2 separate regions of the Homo sapiens genome follow, and region 2 is linked to region 1. The links are chromatin loops, found by intact Hi-C in ENCODE. Cell type or tissue: heart right ventricle. All regions are shown on one strand.

The links. Hi-C counts contacts between places; a loop is a spot of excess contacts. Peaks named below come from ENCODE experiments on the same cell type or tissue, not always from the same donor. Only the 100,000 strongest peaks of a DNase experiment are listed, where the experiment ranks them.
Region 2: a loop joins it to region 1, with 18 times the contacts of the local background. A loop is called at or near these places in 2 of 110 quality-filtered maps.

What each region holds. Positions count from the first base shown.
Region 1 is chr4:142,330,068-142,338,067 of GRCh38, forward strand. All of the region lies in intron 7 of INPP4B (inositol polyphosphate-4-phosphatase type II B), which reads right to left. Among named protein-coding and RNA genes, the nearest start is that of INPP4B, 510 kb to the right of the region's middle. In heart right ventricle, no CTCF peak of the experiment used is centred here; a DNase peak (open chromatin) is centred at 1,224; H3K27ac peaks cover 6,024 bases.
Region 2 is chr4:142,264,325-142,272,324 of GRCh38, forward strand. It overlaps INPP4B (inositol polyphosphate-4-phosphatase type II B), which reads right to left. Exons shown (of 26, transcript NM_001101669.3): 10 at 6,339-6,450. Among named protein-coding and RNA genes, the nearest start is that of INPP4B, 580 kb to the right of the region's middle. In heart right ventricle, no CTCF peak of the experiment used is centred here; no DNase peak of the experiment used is centred here; H3K27ac peaks cover 2,647 bases.

The DNA of each region.
Region 1 (8,000 bases):
TTTATGGATGGCTTCAGCTCTTCTGGCAGGCACTTGTGGCAGCAGTATATAGAAAATATCTTCATTGTTACTTATCTGCATTTGAATCATATCAGCAAGCAATGATTCAAAGACCCATGAAGAGCAAATAATGATGCATGTGTGGAAGAATACAAAATAGAAGAGCCCCTTTAATTTTAAAACAAACCCCTTCTTTCTAGCACCAAGAGGCCTATTAACAGGAATTTTGAGAAGTATCTTTCTATCTGGGTATAATTTTGGATATCATTGGGCCTGGATTAAAATATCTTGAAAATCCATCTCTGGGTTTTTTAAGTTAAAGTTGTGAAACATTCTTCATCTGCACTGGAGCAAGAGTGGTAACTGCCTGTGAGATGGGTCTTTTACTTTCTTATCAGTTTTTCTGTTTTACAAAGTAAACTGCCTGTCAGAACCAGGGATGCATACACACACGCATATGTGCACACACGCACACACATACACGCGCACGCACACACACACATATTCAGTGAAGCAATTCAATTCCATTAAATGATAACTCTTCAACAAATGTCAAAATGTTCCTGTTCCCTTAAGCCATTCAAAAGATTTTAAAATACATCACCTGGGATGTTTAAGGACTTTAGTGTCTCAGGGAAACTACATTTGAAACCTTGAATTTTAACATTTAAAATTCTTAACAGTTGGAATGTATTTGTCATTTATAATGTATGTTTTGTGCGTAAAGTGGGTTTACACTCAGTATTCTTGCTGCCTCGGGGCTTAAAGAAGTGAACTAAATTGGAGCTAATGGGTTCAGGCATTTTAGAGGAAACTACTTAAATCTAAGTGCACTAAGCAATGTCCATTCACAGGAACAAGAGAAGCAAGCAGTATTTTCATAAATTTGTCCTATCAAAAGTTGTACTTTCATTTTTTTCACTTCTTAAAGTGAATTTTTCTTTGATGCTGTCACAAATAAACTTAAAAACATTTTCAGATAATGTTGCTCTTTATTTGCACAGACCAAATAAAACCACAGGCAAGGAAATTCAAGGGATTTAATCTAAGTGGGATGGGTATTTTGTCTTTAAGAAGAGTGGTGTGCAGATAACTAACAATTGGCTTTTAAAGGACAAGGATGGAGGAAGCTACCATTCATAGTGCAAGCAATTTCTGTGGCGTAAACACTCCCACCTGGCCCATTTCCAGCTACTAGCTTGAGATCGCTGACCACAGAATTGGAAAGGGACATGTAGGATCAGCTCTCCAGGGACAGTAGAGCAGGCCCCAGCATACCACTGTGGCATCACTTTGGAGAAGTCAACTGCATGGAAGTGTTTGGGACCCAGATCTACTGGGATCCTCGTGTACTGTGAACCTGGCTGCAACTGGCATAGGGATCAGGTCCAGAAACATCTTCGTGAAATACAAGTATATTGCAATCAATAGTATGAAAATACAATCATCCCCCCTCTCACATGCCAGATGATATGATAAAACCGTGTCTCTGAAATCAATGATTTTAATTAGGCTTCAGCTTAATAGAATTTACGTATTTGTTTGAGAGGTAACAAGCACTATCTATTCGATCAGATTCCCAGTAATTGCTAAGGAATTATTTTAAAACCAATGGAAACTTTGGCCATGGGAAAGATGCACGCCAAGAATCTGGTTTACCAGAATCAGTCTCATGACATATTTGTGCTCCAGGGTCAGTTTTAAGTGCCCTGGCAGCTAGTGCTGAATGCTTCAAAATTTTCTCTATCTTTGGAGCTTCTAATTGTGATCCTTACAGGCCACAGATCATATTATGAGGCAATGTTTAGAAAAGTACTCTTACAGAATGTACCACAAAGCTGGGGGGGTGGGGGGTGGAGGGGGAAAACCTAAGGTTGTCAGTGCATCCCCTGACCCATAAATAGGCTCATAACCAGGGTTTCTGTGTTGAAGTCTAAACTTGGAAAATCATCCATTAAGGAATTTTAAAAATGTGCTCCAATTAAGCCAATAGAGGTTTCCTTAAGTGTATTTTCCATACAGACAATGTAGCCTTCTTAAGAAAAGCTAATTTTTAGTACAGCTGTCTTGCATAATTTTTATTTCATAGCTTATTCCAAACCAAGCTATTTAACATGACAATCTGTGCTTATATTATACCATGTTTCAGGGACCTCAGATGATTTTATTTTTTAAAAAAGAAAAAATATATGACACTATAATGAGACCCTTTATTCTTGGCTTTATTTTCCGTTTAAAATAAAACCAAAGGTGGAGGTAACTACAGCTAGACATTTAGTACAGATTTTGTAATAATAATTAAGTTAGTAGCCTTCATGGGCATATCAATATTCATGAAAACAGCAATGGGATAGAAAAGCATTAAAGGCTTTTATAAAGCAAGAGAGAAATAGTTCTCAATGTCCTTGAGAAATGAGTACACTTATTAAAGGGGGAAAAAAAAGCATATATAGTTAAAAAAAAAGTTGCTTAAAAAAGGAAAAGGGGTGTTTGAGCTAGATAAACCTTTAAAAGTAATTTAATTTAACCATTTTCATGTAAAGTTAAGAAAACTGAGGCTATTGGTGGTTAAATGACTGGTCCCAAGTCTCACAATTAGATCATAACAGATCTGTGCCTAGACAATGCTTTCTTGTTTAAAACCTTCTAAAATGGGGCCCTGCGCAGTGGCTCACGCCTGTAATCCCAGCACTTTGGGAGGCCAAGAAGGGCTGATCACGAGGTCAGGAGATCGAGACCAACCTGGCTAACAAGGCGAAATCCCGTCTCTACTAAAAATTAAAAAAAAAAAAAAAAGGCCAGGCGTGGTGGCGGGTGCCTATAGTCCCAGCTACGTGGGAGGCTGAGGCAGGAGAATGGCGTGAACCCAGGAGGCGGAGCTTGTAGTAAGCCGAGATCGCGCCACTGCACTCCAGCCTGGGCGACAGAGCAAGACTCCGTCTCAAAAAAAAAAAAAAAAACAAAAAAAAAACCTTCTAAAACCGCAGACATGCAATTGCAATGAAAATATATAAAACAGAGACAGATTACATGGAAGAGCCAATCTAGGACCCACTCCGATCACAGGTGCTGAGCAGGGGCCACGTGAGTCTTGTCTGGTTTAATTAGTTGGGGTCATATGCTTTGTTCTCTCTTTTCCTGATCCTTAAAACGAGATTGTTGTATCAGCAGCACTGGAATCATTTGGGAGCTTGTTAGTAATGCAGACTCTTAAGTCCTGCCCCAGACCACTGGATTAGAATTCAGAATTAGAATCCTCATTTCATAAAATCCTTAGGTGATCCCTAAGTACATTAAAGTCAGAGAAGCCTGAAACAATTGATGCATTCGTTGAAAACGAAGGAATGTTTTCTAAAAGACCAAATCTTTCCTTTCTCGCTTTTATCTCTCATATTCTGTTTTGCAGAAATTAAAAAGGAAAAATAATAGTATATTTTGTTACAATATATTACCTATATGTTATGATGTTATAGCAAAATAGGGTTCTCATATATACAAGGAAAGAAAGACTTGTAGATAAATATCATATAATTCAACAGTGTAAGTTAACTGGATGGTCTTGTCTTTATTACAGGTACTGAATTCAACTATTTTTTATTTTTGTTTTTTTTGTATTGGACTACATTAACTCAGTTGGTCCAATGAGTTCATTTTTTTTCCAGCTTTATTGAGGTATAATTGACAATAAAAATTAAATACAGTTACTGTGCACAACTTGAGGTTTTGATGTATGTATACACTGTGCAATGATTACCACGAACCAGCTATTTAACCTGTCCATCACCTTAGTTACCTTTTTGTGTGTGCGATGAGAGCATTCAAGATCTACTCTCCTAATAACATTTAATTATACAATATAGTATTGTTAGCTATTTTCACTATGCTGCACATTTGATCCCCAGAACTTATTTATAACTGAAAGTCTGTACCCTTTGATCATCATCTTCCCATTTCCTCCTCCCCTCAGCCCCTGCCAAATACCATTCTAATTCTGTTCTGTTTCTATGAGTTTGACTTTTTTAGATTCCGCATGTGAGAACATAAAGTATTTGTCTTTCTCTGTCTGACTTAGCATAATGCCCTCAAGGTTCATCCATTTTGTTGCAAATGACAGAATTTCTTACTTTTCTTTGCCTGAATAATATTTCACCATATATATGTATACACGCACATATACACACATACATATACTTGTATGATACACACAAATACATATACTTGTATGTATGTGTACATATGTGTATATAGCTCTCTCACAATTTCCTTATTAATTCATCCATCAGAGGATACTCGGATTGTTTCCCTGTCTTGGGTTTTGGGTATTGTGAATAATGCTGCAATGAACATGGGCATGAAGAGATCTCCTTGAGATACTGACTTTGTTCCCTTTGGATATATACCCAGAAGTGGAATTGCTGGGTCATATGGTAGTTCTATTTTTAAATTTTTGAGGAACCCCCATACTGTTTTCCATATTGGCTGGCCAATTTATATTCCCAGTAAGAGTACACAGGGTTCCCTATTCTCCACACCCTTGCCAACACTTGTTATCTCATGTCTTTTTGATAATAGCCAATTTAACAGGTGTGAGGTAATATCTCATTGTGGATTTAATTTGCATTTCCCTGTTGTCAGTGAAGCTAGGCAATTTTTTCTATACCTTTGGCCATTTCTATGTCTTCTTTGGATAAATGTCTGTTCGGGTCCTTTGCCCTTTCTTGAACTGAATTATTTGTTGTTGTTGTTTTTTATTTTTTATTGTTTTGCTATTGAGTTGTTCTTTACATATTTTATATATTAGCCACTTATCAGATACATGGTTTGCAAATATTTTTCCAGTTCTATAGGTTGCCTTTTCATGTGTTGATGGTGAGCTACTTTTAAATAGTGAAAGGATAAATCTATTAGGGAGCATCTACATCTGGGGCAAACACTCCCCTGAAAGCCAGCTAGAATTCTGGCCTTCTAAGACCTCCTAAGAATAAAGCCTATAACTCAGCAGGCTGCTTAATGCTCTGTCTGCTACTTCCTGGGAAAAATGAAAAAAAAAAAAAAAAAAAAAAAAGTCTGAGTATCCACAAATTCCCAAAGCAGCTGGAGGAGTTATAAAAAGAAAGGAATTTCACCATTTCCATGAGAGCTTCTTCACTTCTCCCATTTTCTTTATTAATAGTGACTCAGATTAAAACTTGCAATAACAACAACAACAACAAAAATCTAGTTAACTGATTCCTAATATTTACTTGGGGTGGAGGATGCTTTTCTTCTCTAACGTCAGTTCTGGTCCTGTTATTTTTCTAGTCCAAAATACCTTGGGTTTACTTTTCATTATACTCCCTCAATTATCTTATCTTTTAGAATTTAGCCATTAATACCAGCATTTATTTTACTCCTCATAACCCCAAATCTCCCATGTATACCTTAAGGATGTCTTTGCTTCCTAAGTACCAGAGGGGAAGAAATACTGGTGCAAGTCTAATGGATATTTACATATATTCACATTTCCTGTTAAATTACTTACAGCTAGATTCTCAAATAATAAAATGCAATCTGAAATTTAAAAACAGTGACACTAAGCACCCTTAGGAGATAGGCAGAGTCAATCATCAAAGGGCAGAACATAGAGGAAAGTCAGTTAACTTTTAGTCAGTTGACTTTTAAAAATGGTTGATTTATTTTTATCAGAAAGAAACCTGCATACTCACATAGGTAGAGTTTAATGAATAAACACAAAGTAACACCAATGTGTAACCACTGATAGTGGCAGGAGACAGACAAATTCCTCGCCAGACAAGGGCAGGTCACCAGTGAAACCCAAACTTAAGCAAAAAGACAGCCTGAAGCCTGAAAACCAGGCTGAGGTTCTGGTACAGTCCACGACCTAGTGAGAACTTCCGTGGTGTCTCTTAGACAATCAAATGGTGCTTTTTCCAGGCCTGCCCATGGACCAATCAGCATGCATTCCTCCATTCTGATCCCATAAAAACCCCAGACTCAGCTACCCATTGGACTATCTGCTTTTGGGCTCCCTCTCACACAGAGGGCTACCCACTCTCGGGTTCCCTCCCCACTGACAGCTTTTCTTCTGTTGCTTAATAAAATTCTTCTCTGCCTTGCTCACTCTCTGTTGTCCATGTACCTCATTCCTCTTGGATATGAGACAAGAGCCTGGAACCTGCCACATGGCAGGAACAAAAGGAGCTGTAATACTGTAACCCTCCCTCCCACTTGAGGGGTAGTGGGGGAGAAAATACCGCTGGGGGCCACACACCTCTGTTCACTGTGCTGCAGGCAGAGGGAGCAAAAAGAGCAGTCACACTTCTGGAGGCCCAGACCTTAGGACTCCTTGAGCCAGAGCTGTAACATGCCCCTATCCGCCAAGCCACGGGTGGCGGGACCAAACACGTTTCTGTTCACTGCCCTGCAGGAGGCAGGAACAAACGTGAGCTGTAACATGAACAAGCTGTAATATGCCCCCACTATTTGCCACACCAGGGGTTGGGGGAAGAAGAGAGAGAAATAACACCCCCTGGGGCTTCGCAGTTGCTGGAATCTCTTGAGTTTTGGGCATGGCTGTGATTCCCCTCCTCGTCCAGATGCTGGTGCCCAAGGCGGAAGCCAATTGTAGCACGTTGGGCCCAGTCACGGGCTGCAGCAGGCCAAGTGGGCAGAGAAAGCCCAGCAGTGAGCACAGAGCTGAACAAGGCCCCAGGCAGAGGCGCCACTGGCCAGCCACAGAGATTTCTGGTTGGCCAAGTGGCACTGAAAGGATCCTGTGTCAACATTTCCTTTAGAAAAAAATGCAACTTGATTGGCAAACTAGAAAACCTCTTTTCTGAGACTTTCTCCTAATACAACCCCAGTATTCTCCACTAGAGACAATCATTGTCCTTTTGTAATAATTTTTCTTTTCCTTAGAGTATTACCACCAAATAATGAACCACTAAACACAACAGTGTGGGTTTTCTTTTTCTCTACATTTCAACTTTATGTAAAATACATAAATACTATATATATTCCTTTGCCTTTCTTTGTTAACTCAATTTCTTTTAGATTTATCCATGTTGTTGCATACAGCTAAAGTACATTTATTTTCATTGTCAGATAGTAATTCATTGCCTGACTGTACTACAATTTATCCCTATTCCTCTTGATGGTTATTTAGGTTATTGTCATTTATTAGCTGCAGTGAACTGCTGCTATGAAATTCTTGCATGTGTATCTGGAGACCATGTGTAAATCACTTTCTAGGGTACAGACCCTAGAGAATAATTGCTGCATCTTTAGAGATTACATCTATAACTGGGCTGGAATGCAAAACTGTTTTTCAAAATGGTTATATTATTTACCCTTGAACCATAAGAAAGTTTTACATCCTTATCTATACTTGAAATTGTTAGATGTTGAGTTTTTACCAACCATTGATATGTAATTATATATCACTGTATTATTAATTAATAATTATCTGATTATTAATGAGGTCGATTCCCAAATGTTTACTGGCCATTTGATTTTTCTCTTTGGCAAAGTGCTGGTTCAAATGTTCTGTTCTTTTTTTTTCCTATAGTTATTTATCTCATCTTAATTTGTAGGCATCCTTTATTCATTATATATATATTATATATATTATTTTATGTATATTATATATAATATATATTTTATATATATTTATATATATTATATATTTTATATATATTTTATATATATATTTATATAGTTTATGTATATAATGAATCTTAGTTCTTTGCAATTTATATGTGTTGCATATTTCTTCCTCTCTCTACAACTTGTCTCTTTTTATGGTGTCTTTTTCACGTCTCTTAGACATTCATATTTGAAAGCAGTATGACAAAGTGAGGGGAAAAAGGAGTATATAATTGTATATCTTTAAGAGACTACTTCTTGAAAATGTACCTAATATCATTATACCAATTTTGCACTCTAGAAGTGATTTGTCAGCACTTACATATCTGATTTCAACTATATCAATCCAGAATTGC
Region 2 (8,000 bases), 66 kb before region 1:
ATTTGCTGACATACTAACTGTGAGTTTATGAGAGGCAGAAAGGAGTCAAAGGTGACTCCAATAAAAGAAAAAATGTTTTGGATACATAATGCAACATTCATCTACTATGCTAGTTTCGAAAAAAGACAATTTTAGTATTTCTCTTGTAATTTTTTCTTTCTACTACTATGTGGTTTTAATGCTTTATCTTCTATTTCTATGTGTGTATATATTGAAGTTTGAAACAATCTAATATGGTAAATGACCTCTGAGCAATCTTCCCTTGATAATAAATATGTGTTCATAATATGATTTATGGAAACAAGAAAAAGAAAGCAAACGTATGTGAGAAGAAAGAGTTTGGATTTTCACTTATATTTTATTCCATGCTCTGGAATTTAAGACTCAAGATTAAAATGTAGTATTTTATATAAAGGTACTGTTATGGACTGAACTGTGTCTTCCAAAGTTCATATGTTGAGGCCCCAGCCTCCAATATGACCATATTTGGAGATAAGGGCCTATATTATGGAGGTAACTAAGATTAAAAGAGGTCATAAAGATGGGGTCTTAATACTACAGGGCTGGTATTCTTACGAGAAAAGGAGAAGATACCAAAACACTCCCTCTCTCCCTTCCTTTCTCCTTTCCTCTCTCTTTCTCTCTCTCTCTCTCCCTCTCTCTCCCTCTCTCTCCCTCCCCCACTTCCCCTTCCTGCTTATACACAGAAGATAGACCATCTGAGAAGGTAGCAAGAAGGCAGCCATCTGCAAGCCAAGTAAAAAGCCCTCACCAGGAACTGAACAGGCTGGCACCTTGATCTGGGACTTCCTAGCTTCCAGAACCGTGAGAAAATAAATTCCTGTTGTTTAAGCCATACAGTTTATGGTATTTTGTCATGACAGCCCAAGCTGAGCAATATCAGTATCACTCTCTTATTTACGTCTACATTAGATAACATGTGTCACTTTCATGGCACATGACTATGGTGCTAATAGAAGTTTCATTCCTTTGTCCCTAGCTCATGCAAACCAGTGAAAGCAATGTTATTTTAGGAATAACTTCTATTTCAGTTACTTTCTCTTTCCATAATGATAGTCATTCATGTCTTAAATCACCGTTAGTAACAGATAATATTAATTGATTTTCTATGGATTTTTATTTAGCAGATGTACAAGGGTCCATGCATTTGCAGTTCTAAAAAGCACTCTAGGTGATTCTAACCACACTTTGAAAAACGCTGAGATAAAGTTATTTACACAATAAATATCATGCATGTTGGGCCTTACTATATATCTCAAACATCGATATTCTTAAAGATTGCTAAGAGAGTTTACAGTTACTTTATCAAAAATTTGCAAAAAAGGTCAAGGTTTACAAATAATCCAGACAGGGCAGAGCTGATGCCAAAATGTTTGATGTGTTTACCATTTTAGTCAGCTTATGACTCACACACGGTGTGTATTGCCACTGCCACCTCCTATTTCTGGAACAGCTCAGTTAAGTCTTTTTAAAGTTCATGTTCCTAAGCCAGAAACACTATGTAGGATTTGGGTGGGGGCATATCTCTAGGTATCAAGTTCTCCATTTATGAAAAGAGTATAATTTAATTTCCACTACCTTATACTATAGTGACATAGTCTGGAGTCAAAAGGTGGGCTAGTTTTGAGGAAAGTGGAAAAGTGGCTGGTAATATATTTAGAATCAGAGAAAGGAGCTCTACTTTGAAATGGGAAGTGTTTCTGCTACTGGTCTCCTGGTACACAGTTACAGGTCTAGGCATAATTATCTGCCTATTTCTGCTCTGTGTCCCCAGTTTAGCTTCCGAATCCTCCTTCCTTGATCTTGATGCAAGTGTTCATGTGATAGTGACAAAGATGAGTCTTATATAGAACTACAAAACAAACAAGGATGGAATGAAGGGATCCAGCCCTAAGACAGGGTTTCGAATGCACAAACTCAAGAAAGTCTGCTCCAAAACTTTACCATGGCCCTGATATTAGTTAATAACCTGATTTAAACCTTGGGCCTTCTTAAAATATTTTTATAATGTGGGATATATTCCAAGGAGAAGGGAGAGTAACAGAGAAGAACAAGGTTTAGGGTAGCAGAGAAGACCCTAGCCTATTCTGGGAAAAAGAAAAAAAAATTGAAAGAAAATATTTGATATTTTTGTAAAGTTAATAATTTGTTACGTGTTGGATAAATACCATCTTCCATGCAGCAGTTTCCTGGGTAAGAAAAATCAAACATGCTCCAAGATAAGAGACACTAAACCAGAAAATAAGTCACAATGGGCCTTAATTTTTTAATGTTCATTTATAAAGCTTTTCTTCTACAATCAAGAACAAGACAAAGATGTCCATTCTCACCACTTCTATTCAATGTTATACTGAAAGTTCTAGCTGGAACAATCAGACAAGAAAAAGAAATAAAAGATATCCAAATAGGAAAGGAAGAAGGGAAATTGTCTTTGTTTGCTAATAACGTGATCTTTTATGTAGAAAACCCTAATGACACAACCAAAAGAAAAAAAAAATCAGTTAAAACTGATAAATTCAGTAAAGTTGAAGGATACACAATCAACTCACAAAAATCAGTAGTGTTTCTTTACACTGACAGCAAACTATTTGAAAAAGAAATTAAGAAATCAATCCCATTCACTTTAAAAAAATACTTATAAGTAAATTTAACCAAGGATTTGGAAGATCTGTGTACTGAAAACTATAAAACATTAATGAAAAAAAGTTGTAGATAACACAGATAAATAGAAAAGTATCCCATGCTCGTGGATTGGAAGAATTAATACTGTTAAAATGTCTATACTACCCAAAGCAATATACAGATTAAATGAATCCCTATCAAAATTCCAATGTCATTTTTCACGGAAATAAATGTTAAAAATCCTAAAATTCTTAAGAAACCACAAAAGAGCTTGAAGAGTCAAAGTTATCTTGAGTAAAGAGAACAAAACTGGAGGAATCATGTCAGCTGACTTCAAAATCTATTATAAAGCAAAGTTATCATAATCAAAGTGGCATGTTACTGGCATAAAAACAGACACATTGACCGATGGAACAGGGCAGAAAGCCTATGAATAAATCTACACATATATGGGCAATTCGTTTTCAACAAAGGTACCAAAAACACAGAATGGAGAAAGGGCAGTCTCTTTAACAAATTGTGTTTGGAAAACTAGATGTCCACATGCAGAAAAATAAAATTGGACCCTTATCTCATGCCATGCTCATGCACAAAAATCAACTCAAAATGAGTTAAAGACTGAAAAATAAGCCCTAAAACTATAAAAGTACTAGGAAGAAAACATTTAAAAATGCTCCATGACATTGTTCTGGGCAAGATTTCTGTAATATGACCCCAAAAGCACAGGAACAAAAGCAAAAATAAGCAAATGGCATTGTATCAAACTAAAAAGCTTCTGCACAGCAAAGGAAACAATAAGGAAACAACTCATGGATTGGGATAAAATATTTGCAAACCATACACCTGATAAGGAGCTAATATTCAAAATATATAAGAAACTCAATAGCAAGAAAACAACCCAATAAAAAATGGACAAAGGACCTAAAAAACACTCGCAAAAGAAGACATACAAATGGCCAACGGATATATTAAAAAATGCTCATCATTGCTGATTACCAGGAAAATGCAAATTAAAACTACAATGAGATACTATTTCACACATGTCAGAATGACTATTATCAAAATGATGAGGGAGGCCAGGCACGGAGTCTCACGCCTGTAATCCCAGCACTTTGGGAGGCTGAGACAGGCAGATCACGAAATCAGGAGACTGAGACCATCCTGGCTAACACGGTGAAACCCCGTCTCTACTAAAGATACAAAAAATTAGCCGGGCATGGTGGCGGGTCCCTGTAGTCCCAGCTACTCGGGAGGCTGGGGCAGGAGAATGGTGTGAACCCAGGAGGCAGAGCTTGAAGTGAGCCAAGATCGCGCCACTGCACTCTGGCCTGGGTGACAGAGCAAGACTCCGTCTCAAAAAAAAAAAAAAAAAAAAAAAATGAGGGGTAAGTACTGGTGAGGGTGTAGAGGGTGTAAACTAAAGGGAACCCTTATGCACTGTTGAGAATGTAAATTAATACAACCATTATGGAAAACAATACGGAGGCTCCTCAGAAAACTAAAAATAGAACTACCATAAAACCCAGCAATCCCACTCTGGGTACTCCAAAGGAATTGAAATCAATATGCCAAAGAGATATCTGCACTCATGTTCACTGCAACATTACTCACAATAACTAAGATGTGGAAGCAATCTTAGTGTCCATCATCAGATGAATGGAAAAAGGAAATGTGGTATATACCACAATAAAAAACTATTCAGCTTTGAAAAGGGGGAAAGTTCTGTCATTAGTGACAACATGGATAAACCTGGATGATATTATGCTAAATGAAATATGCCAGGCACAAAACAAATACTGAATCATCTCATTTATATGCTGAGAAAGAAAAGAGATTCTTGGGACCCCAAACTCACTATGTCGGAAGGAAAGTTAAGATTGGGAACTGAAACACACAAAAAACTGCCTTTGTTTTTTTCCCCCGACGAACAGATAGCTGCAATGATAGAAGCCCACATCTCTCCCCAGATGCCCTCCTTCACAAATTGCTCACAATTCCTTGTGGGCCCCAACTCTTTCAGAATATATAACCCCCTATAAAATAGCCTTAATACAGAGTTTTGTTGAATCTCACCCTAACAATGTAAATTAACAGCTTATATGTCCACAGGGAGGGGACAAGGACAAGACTAGAAAATCATCCCTCTGCCCACCCTGAGCCAAACACGTAATTGACTTCTTTTATTTTAAGTAAAATGTGGATTTACTGAATATGAGAGGAATGCATAATTGACTATTCCTCTTCTCCCTTTCACATATAAAATGTAGATTCACTGAGCACTAATGAAAGCCTCACTATGGGACCACTTACCTCATTGCCTACCCTCCCCCCTCTTTTTTCCTCTCTTCTTCCCTTCCTGCTTACTCTTTCTCTTTTACATATCGGAGTCCTCAAAACCCTCTTTGGAAAAGGCAGGGGTCACAGATGCTCCTCTAATTTGTGTTTTTTCCCAGGTGCAGCCTCAACCTTGGCAAAATAAACATCTAAATTAATTGAGACCTGCCTTGGTCATTTTTTTAGCTTGCATTTGTGGAATCTAAAAGATTCAAACTCATAGAAGTAGAGGGCAGAATGATGGTTACCAGAGGCTGGGGGAGGGAAAGTTTAGGGAAATGGGAGGTGCTCATCAAAGGGTACAAGTTTCCGTTAGCCAGGAGGAATAAGCTTTAGTGAGTTATTGAGCAAAATGGTTACTGTATAATAGTCCATTGTAGATTCCAAAATTGCTGCAAGGAGAAATTTTAAATGTTTTTACCACACACACAAAATAAGTATGTGAGGCGATAGATTTGTTAATTAACCTGATTAATCATTCCATAACGTAAATATATATCGAAACATTACATTGTACCCCAGAAGTATATACAATGATTGTTTATTAAAAATAATTTTTTAAAATGCTCATTTATTAAAAGGTAGAAATTATAGTGTATAAAATTCATTTTCCTAAAAGAAACTACTAGCAGTTTCTAAGTCTACCCCATGTGCTTCAATGGTCTCAATAAAACAGGCAATTGCATTCCTAAGAAATAAATTTAGGCTAATATTTACATAGTTTCTCTGCCTTAGTGAAAAGGAACAGAAAGAAAGAAAGAATCCTGGACACATATTTATATGCATCAGGCCTTTATTCTGTGTTTCAGGAAGCAGCTTCTCCTTCCGTTGCCATTGTCCCTCCTCCAGAGCTATTCCTTCAATGAATACTATTTCCTGCTTCTCTCTCCTCAATCTCATAAGGCAGGAACTTCTTGTTAAATCTGCCCTCCTTCACGTAAAGGTGAAATACAAATTAAAATCGCATATCTTTCCAAAGAGGGTTTTGGGAGTAGAGAACAAGTTATTTTGGGCAATAGCCATCCCAGAATCTTCTGGCATCTCACATAGAGTTAATTATGGTAAAATGCGACAATGATCAATACTTTTGTTCCAACTGAGAAGAGGCAGTGCCAACCAGGGAGCTGGCAGGGAAGAGGAAGGTGCTTCTGAATGGAGCATTGCTTTGCATAGTTCCAAGCAAATAGGCCCTTTGATTCAGAGGCTGAAACACACATATTGTATTCCAATTTCAGAGCTGTTGTCCCATTTAGGTTTTGATAATGAGATTTCAAACCCCACAGAGATGTTGGTGAGACAGACATCTGGCAAAGCTGATCATTTTTAATTTAATTTGTACAATGAGCAGACTGAGATCCTACCTTTTGTCCCTGTACATCTGTGGTGATGTGGTCGGCTTCCCCATCCTCAATCTCCCCCATCTTCACGACACTGACTTCTATGGTGCCAACCACTTTGCCACCATCTGAAGTTCTGCAACAAAAAATACACGAAATGGAAAGGTAAGAAGCTTCTCTCTCCCCCAAAAATATCCAAAACACATTTGTTTCTGAAAACCACCAGCATTGTTATTTACTTAATAAGACAACATCTGCATAAAACACAGCAAAACATGTTAATAGGGTAGGTGTTTGTGTGTGTGTGTGTGTGTGTGTGTGTTTTCTTTTTTCTTTTTTTTTGAGATCAAGTTTTGCTCTTGTTGCCCAGGCTGGAGTGTAATGGCGTGATCTCAGCTCACCACAACCTCCACCTCCCAGATTCAAGAGATTCTTCTGCCTCAGCCTCCCGAGTAGCTGGGATTACAGGCATGTGCCACCATGCCTGGCTACTTTTGTATTCTCCATGTGGTCAGGCTGGTGTCAAACTCCCAACCTCAGGTGATCCACCCGCCTAGGCCTCCCAAAGTGCTGGGATTACAGACGTGAGCTACTGCATGTTGTTTTTCATTTGAAATTAAAATTATCCATGAATGTGTGAGGTAAGAGCACGGACTGTCGAAAAGTACCTTAGGAAGATGAAACCTCCTAAACGTTCTCAGAGGTGCCCTCAAGGAAAGAACATTGTGTCATAGATCAATACCCCATTTGGAACCATCAAATCTAAAACAGCATAAACTGCAGCCCATCTATACTAACTGCATGAGATACCTATGTGTCTATCACAGAAACTGTGGCCAAGTAAAATAGAAAAGAGTATAAATATTCTTATCTTCCTCTATGACTGGGCTATTGGCTACAAAATCTGACTTTGTGCCTTTTCTCTAACATTTTTGTTTACATGCTACTAAGTACAAAAGATTCTCTCCTAGCAAACATAAGAACATGTAAAGCAGAACATAACCCAAAGCTCATTTAGTACAACTCTTTACTTTTTCAGATAAAGAAACTGAGACTCAAAAAGATGAGAAGACCCTTCCAAGGTAACGAAGTGGCAATTTCAGGTTTCTATCTTCTCCAAGTCATTGACAAGTCTTTTATATTCAATGATAATAATATAAGATTTTCACCATCATTATTTTTAGCAGCATAAAAATTTTATGTTTGGCAATAATAATGAAAGCTAAAGATAAGTTTACGAGCCACACTTTAAGATTCTCTAGTTTCCTTTTCCGAGCAAGAAAAACTACAGAATAAATAGTGCCATTATACCATGGAAACACTGCACATATAATATTTTTCACTTGAGCCTTTTGTGAAAATAGGTAGCAAGCCACCTCATAGATATGATGTGTTGCTGTCACTTCTATTTCAGTAGAATTAACTGAATAGTCATGTGACGTCTCATTTTCTTCATTAGTCACATCTTTCATGAAATTTGTTTTCAACTTTTAGCTGAACACCAATGTTGTCTTTCTTTTAACTAATTCCTTCTAAATGCTGCTTTTTTTTAGTATTAAAAGTGTCAGAAAGCAGAAGGGGCATTTCTATGAGTAGTTTACCAAAATGCTAATTAAAATAACCAATAAATTAGGTGAAAAGAAACGCTGATTCTATTACTAGATAAGGTACAAATTAAAACACGAC